Linked DNA regions of Homo sapiens: region 1 is linked to region 2. Evidence: read pairs that join two places in POLR2A ChIA-PET (ENCODE). Cell type or tissue: MCF 10A. All regions are shown on one strand. Links, peaks and the distances in the headings refer to the core of each region. The heading gives the core; the rest is flanking DNA. Region 1 overlaps ZMYND12 (zinc finger MYND-type containing 12). Region 2 overlaps FOXJ3 (forkhead box J3).

Evidence for each region. Peaks named below come from ENCODE experiments on the same cell type or tissue, not always from the same donor. Only the 100,000 strongest peaks of a DNase experiment are listed, where the experiment ranks them.
Region 1: POLR2A ChIA-PET joins it to region 2 with 5 read pairs; 2 of 35 experiments call an interaction of 5 or more read pairs at or near these places.

The regions. Positions count from the first base shown.
Region 1 is chr1:42,438,965-42,441,894 of GRCh38, forward strand. ZMYND12 (zinc finger MYND-type containing 12) reads right to left here. Exons shown (of 8, transcript NM_032257.5): 4 at 892-1,061. Among named protein-coding and RNA genes, the nearest start is that of ZMYND12, 16 kb to the right of the region's middle. In MCF 10A, for the core only: no CTCF peak of the experiment used is centred there; a DNase peak (open chromatin) is centred at 1,137.
Region 2 is chr1:42,213,395-42,216,268 of GRCh38, forward strand. All of the region lies in intron 5 of FOXJ3 (forkhead box J3), which reads right to left. Among named protein-coding and RNA genes, the nearest start is that of GUCA2A, 50 kb to the left of the region's middle. RefSeq lists an enhancer at 1,164-1,458. In MCF 10A, for the core only: no CTCF peak of the experiment used is centred there; a DNase peak (open chromatin) is centred at 1,367.

The sequences.
Region 1 (2,930 bases), core at 97-2,596, 230 kb after region 2:
ATCCTCAACATCCCATCTAACTTTGTACAGAGTTTTATCATCGATAAGTGCTTTCTTATACATCTAGCTCTTTTAAATTTAATAACCAACACTCTGAAGTAGAGATATTACTGTTATTTTTTAAAATAATAGCCAAGGTACTATACATTTATTGTCCTATTATTAATCTTCGCAATGACCCAGTGAGACAGAGACTATTTTATTATTCCTGTCTTGCAGGTGATGAAAGAGGTTAAACAAATTTTCCAAGACGATGTGGCTAGTGAAACAGATCTGTGACTAGAAGCAAAGCCCTTCTCTCTCTCTCTTTTTTTTTTTTTGAGACGAAGTCTTGCTCTGTCGCCAGGCTGGAGTGCAGTGGCGCGATCTCGGCTCACTGCAACCTCCACCTCCCGGGTTCAGGTGATTCCCCTGCCTCAGCCTTCCGAGTATCTCGGACTACAGGCATGCACCACCACGCCTGGCTAATTTTTTGTATTTTAGTAGGGACGGGGTTTCACCATGTTGGCCAGGACGGTCTCAATCTCCTGACCTCGTGATCCACCCACCTTGGCCTCCCAAAGTGCTGGGATTACAGGCATGAGCCACCATGCCCGGCCAGCAAAGCCCTTCTCTTAACGAGTATGCTGTTTTGCCTCCCTTTACTCTTCAGGGCAACTGAAACTTCAGGAATATGTGACCTGGCCAAGGTTGAATAGCTATGAAGTAGAAATGCTTGAACTCGGGTCGGTAGAATTGTGTTATGGCTAACATCCCACCAAATAATCAGTTGTAAACAGAAAGTTTTAGAGAAATGCACAGTTTTAAAAAAATTAAACAGATTTTGGAAATATACAGGTGTTATAATTTAGATTTTGGAAATATACAGGTGTTATAACTTAGCTTGTTTACATCATTGGCCAGATGATAACGGGCCTCTTCATAGTTTTTCTTAGCTATATAGAGAAGTCCCAGATTCCGATGCAGTAAAGAGTGGGTGGCATTACTACAGTCAGTTGATTTGAGGACTGTCCACTGGGCTTGGAATAGATATTCTTCAGCCTGAACGATTCGGCCCAGACCTGCCCAAAAGCAGAAAAGAAGGTTATAATTCATATCCAGGCCAAAGAACACATGAGGAAATATGAGTCATTACCCATTCACTCATGTATTCATTGACTCAAGTATTTATTGACACAGAAAAACTCATACAGGAATGTTCACAGCAGCCTATTTGGAAGAGTAAAAAAAAAAAAAACAGAAACAATGTAAATGTCCATCAGCTGATGAGTGGATGAACAAAAGGAGGCATCTCCATCTCCATCTCCATCTCCATCTCCATGAGTGGAATATTACTCAGTCATAAGAAGGAATGAAGTAGTGCTACCTGCTATAATGTGGATGAACTTTGAAAACACTATACTAAGTGAAAGAAACCAGACACCAAAGGCCACATATTGTATGATTCCATTTATATGAAATGTCCAGAATAGGCAAATCCATAGAGACGGAAAGTAGACTAGTGGTGGCCAGGCGACAGGGGGAGTCCAATGCAAGGGAGGCACTAACAGGGGGTCCAATGCAAGGGAGGCACTAAGAGGGAGTAACTGCTGACAATTACAGGCTTTCTTTTAGGGGTGATGAAAATGTTGTGGAAATAGATCATGGTGATTGTTGCACAACCTTCAGAATGTGCTAAAACCAACCACTGGATTGTCCTTTTTTTGTTGTTGTTGTTGTTTTTTTGAGGGAGTCTCACTTTGTTGCCCAGACTGGAGTGTAGTGGCGCGATCTCGGCTCACTACAACCTCTGCCTTCAGGTTCAAGTGATTCTCATGCCTCAGCCTTCCAAGTAGCTGGGACTGCAAGCATGCACCACCACGCCCCACTAATTTTGTATTTTTAGTAGAGACAGGGTTTCACCATGTTTGCCAGGCTGGTCTCAAACCCCTGACATCAGGTGATCCACCCACCTCGACCTCCCAAAGTGCTGGGAATACAGGCGTGAGACACTGTGTCTGGCCTTAATTGTTCTTTAAAAGGGTAAATTTTATGATATGTGAATTATATCTCAATTGTGAAATATATATATGCATATTTAATACCCTTTCTGTGCCAGGCCTTGTGTTGGGTGATGGGGAATCAAAGTGCAACATGAAAACAAATATATTTACAATATAGTATAATTGCAATAGCAACACAAGCTTTGGAAGTGTCAGAGGATAGGAAATGTTTAATTCTATAGATGAGATGGAGAGGGACACTGAAGCAGAGTCTGAGCTGGGTTTTGAGGATGAATAGAAGTTTTCCAGGTAGATAAGGCAGGGAGAGCATCCCAGGCAGAAGTAACAGCATGTGCAATGTCATAGAAATATGAAATAATATGTTATGTTCATAGAACTATATAGAGTCACAGCTGCAGGGAACTGGTTCCAGAACCCCCATCAGATACCTAAATATAAGGATGCTCAAGGCTCTAATATAAAGTAGTGTAGTATTTGCATATAACCTATGCACATCATTCCCTATGCTTTAAATCATCTCTAAATTACTTATAATACCTAATACAAAGTAAATGCTATGTAAATAGTTGTTCTACTATATCATTTTTGTCTTTTTTGTTTACATTTTTTCTTTTTTTGTTTATAAGCCCACAAGTAACATCATGTATTGTTTTGTTTTGTTTTGTTTTTTTGAGACGGAGTCTTGCTCTGTCGCCCAGGCTGGAGTGCAGTGGCGGGATCTCGGCTCACTGCAAGCTCCGCCTCCCAGGTTCACGCCATTCTCCTGCCTCAGCCTCCCAAGTAGCTGGGACTACAGGCGCCCGCCACTACGCCCGGCTAATTTTTTGTATTTTTAGTAGAGACGGGGTTTCACCGTTTTAGCCGGGATGGTCTCGATCTCCTGACCTTGTGATCCGCCCGCCTCGGCCTCCCAAAGTGCTGGGATTA
Region 2 (2,874 bases), core at 375-2,874:
TGGCAAATGGAAGCCAAAAGCAAGCAGGAGTAGCTATTCATATATCATATAAAAAAGACTGTAAAACAACAACAGTTAAAAAAAAAAAAAAGACACGATTATATAATGATAAAAGGACCAATTCAACAAGAAGATATAACAAACCTAAATATACATGCACCTAACTCCAATGCTCCCAGATTCATAAAATCACTAGTACTACAGCTAAGAAAAGAGACATGGTACACATACACAATGGAATATTATTCAGTCTTTAAAGAACAGGAAATTCTGTCTAGGGGGTATTATGCTAAGTGAAATAAGCCAGCCACAGATAGAAAATACTGTATAATTTCACTTACATGTGGATTCTAAAAAAAACCCCAAACTCATAAAAGCAGAGAATAGAATGGTGGTTACCAGAAGTGGGAACAGGCAAAGAGGAGACACTGGTCAATGGGTACAAAGTTCTGGTGTTCTATTGCACATCCCAATGACTACAGTTAATAATATATTGTATATTTCAAAATAGCTGAGAGGATTTTAAATGTTCTTACCACAAATGATATCTGAAGTGATAAACTAATTAGCCTAATTTGAACATTCTACAATGTATACATGTGCTGAAACATCACACTGTACCCCATAAATATATACAATTATTGTCAATTAAAAATAAAATAAAACAAAGTAAAAACAAAGGAATACTCAATGGTGACTAATAAGAAAGGTGACAGCTTTGGTATGAGGCACTGTACTCCCACATAGCTTCAACTATTACAAAACAGTAAATTAAACAAACAAAAAAAAAGCTTTTAATTATTTTTTCATGAATACTTCAGTTTCAATAGAGAGAGTAAAGGCACTCTCTTCACATACTCTGACATTCACTCAATAGCATGGTACATATTTTTATTTATAGGTGCACTGATTCTATATTCTTAATAGGCAAAAAGTAGTCTGATCGGTAAAGCCAATAGATCCAGGCATCCCAAAATGTATTTGGATAATTTATTACAGCAGCCATCAACCGAAATTCTGGACAAAGAAAGTATCGATGAATCTAATCTGGTGGCACCAGTTAGCTCAAGAAAGGTCCTTTCTGGAGTTCCCTAATCATACCCATTTGAGTTCCACTTCCTGTTTGGCAGTGTGATACCCCTATAGACCAACCTTCTGCTGATAACTATAAAGTATTATGGTGAGAAAAAAAATAGCTTTCTGAGCATTCCAAAGGGTAAATACAATAGGCAGGTTGGGAAGGTAAGTCAAAACTTGGGAAGAATGTGGGTGAATTTCCTGTTTTGCTGCAGCTTTGCCCCAAGATTAGGCAATAGATGTGGAGTGCAGACAGCTAAAGCTGTTCTTCCGTCAGGAGGAACTAGGGCAAAGACCCAAGGTAAACACAGCCAGCCACCAGAGAGAAAAGGCAATCCTGTAAGAGAGAAAGTTGAAAGACATAATACATAATCCTGTGTATAACACAGCACAAATGTGCCAGGCTGAGGCCTGAACCATGCATATACAGATCTGCATCAAAGTAGAGGCTTAAGGATCAAATTGAAATTGGAACCACTACTCACAAAAGGTGAAAGAGAAAGCTTACAGTGTAACACAGTTAAGCCAGCTAAAGTACAGATATCAATATTCTATAGATTATTATAGAACCCAGAGTCTATAAAAACATAATATTCACAATGTCTAGGACACAATCCAAAATTACCTGGCACACAAGTAACAGAAAATACAGCCCATTCTTGGCAGAAAGGGAAATCTACAGATGCCCACTCCAAAAAAGACTGAGTTGCTGGAATTATGAGACAAGGATTTTAAAACAGCTATTATAATTATTTATGCTCAATGAAATAAAGTTAAAAAAAACTTGAATGGAAATATAATAAAGGAAATCTCAAGAGAAAAATAAAAAAATCAAAATTTTAGAATGGAAAAATATCCAAAAGAAAAATATATCAATGGATGGCCTTAATATTGAAATGGAAATGAATAAGTAAAGAATCAGTAAACTTAAAGGCGGATCAGTAACCAATCTGAAGAATCAAAAGCTTATGAAAAAAAGAACAGAGCCTCAGAAAGCTGTGGGACAATCTCAAAAGGTCTAATGTATATCTGTGATTTCTGGAAGAATAAAGAGAGAAAAGGGCAGAAAAAAATAGAAGAAATAATGACTAAAATCTTTGAAAATTTAGTAAAAGACAAATTTAACAAATTCAATTAGCTCAGTAAACCCCAATAAAAATAAATGGAAGGAAAAACCACACTTAGATACATCATAATCAAATTCTTGAAAATAAAGATAGAAAAAAGCTAGAGAAAAACTACATATCACATGCAGGTAAACATCGACTAGGAAATGACTGTGGATTTCTCATCAGAAATGATGGAGGTCATAAGACAGTGAACATCTTTAAAGTGCTAAAATAAAACAGAATTATCAATCCAGACTGTATATCTAATAAAAAATACTCTTCAAAAATGAAGGCAGGCTGGGCGTGGTGGCTCACATACCTAGCACTTTGGGAGGTTGAGATGGGAGGATCACTTGAGGCCAAGAGTTTGAGACCAGCCTGGTCAACATAGTGAGACACCCATCTCTAAGGGGGAAAAAATTTATATAACATATCATATACATATATATGTGAAACAGAAAATTTTTTAAAAATGAAGGCAAAATAAATACATTTTCAGGGAAAGAAAAACTAAGTGAATTTGTTGCTAGGAGACCTGCACTATAAGAAAGTTCTTTAGGCAGGGGGAAATTATAGCAAAGAAAAAACCTGGACCTTCTGAAACAAATGAAAGCACCAGAAATGGTAGACACTGGCTAAATATAAAAGACTACTGTTGCCGGGCGCGGTGGCTCACGCCTGTAATCCC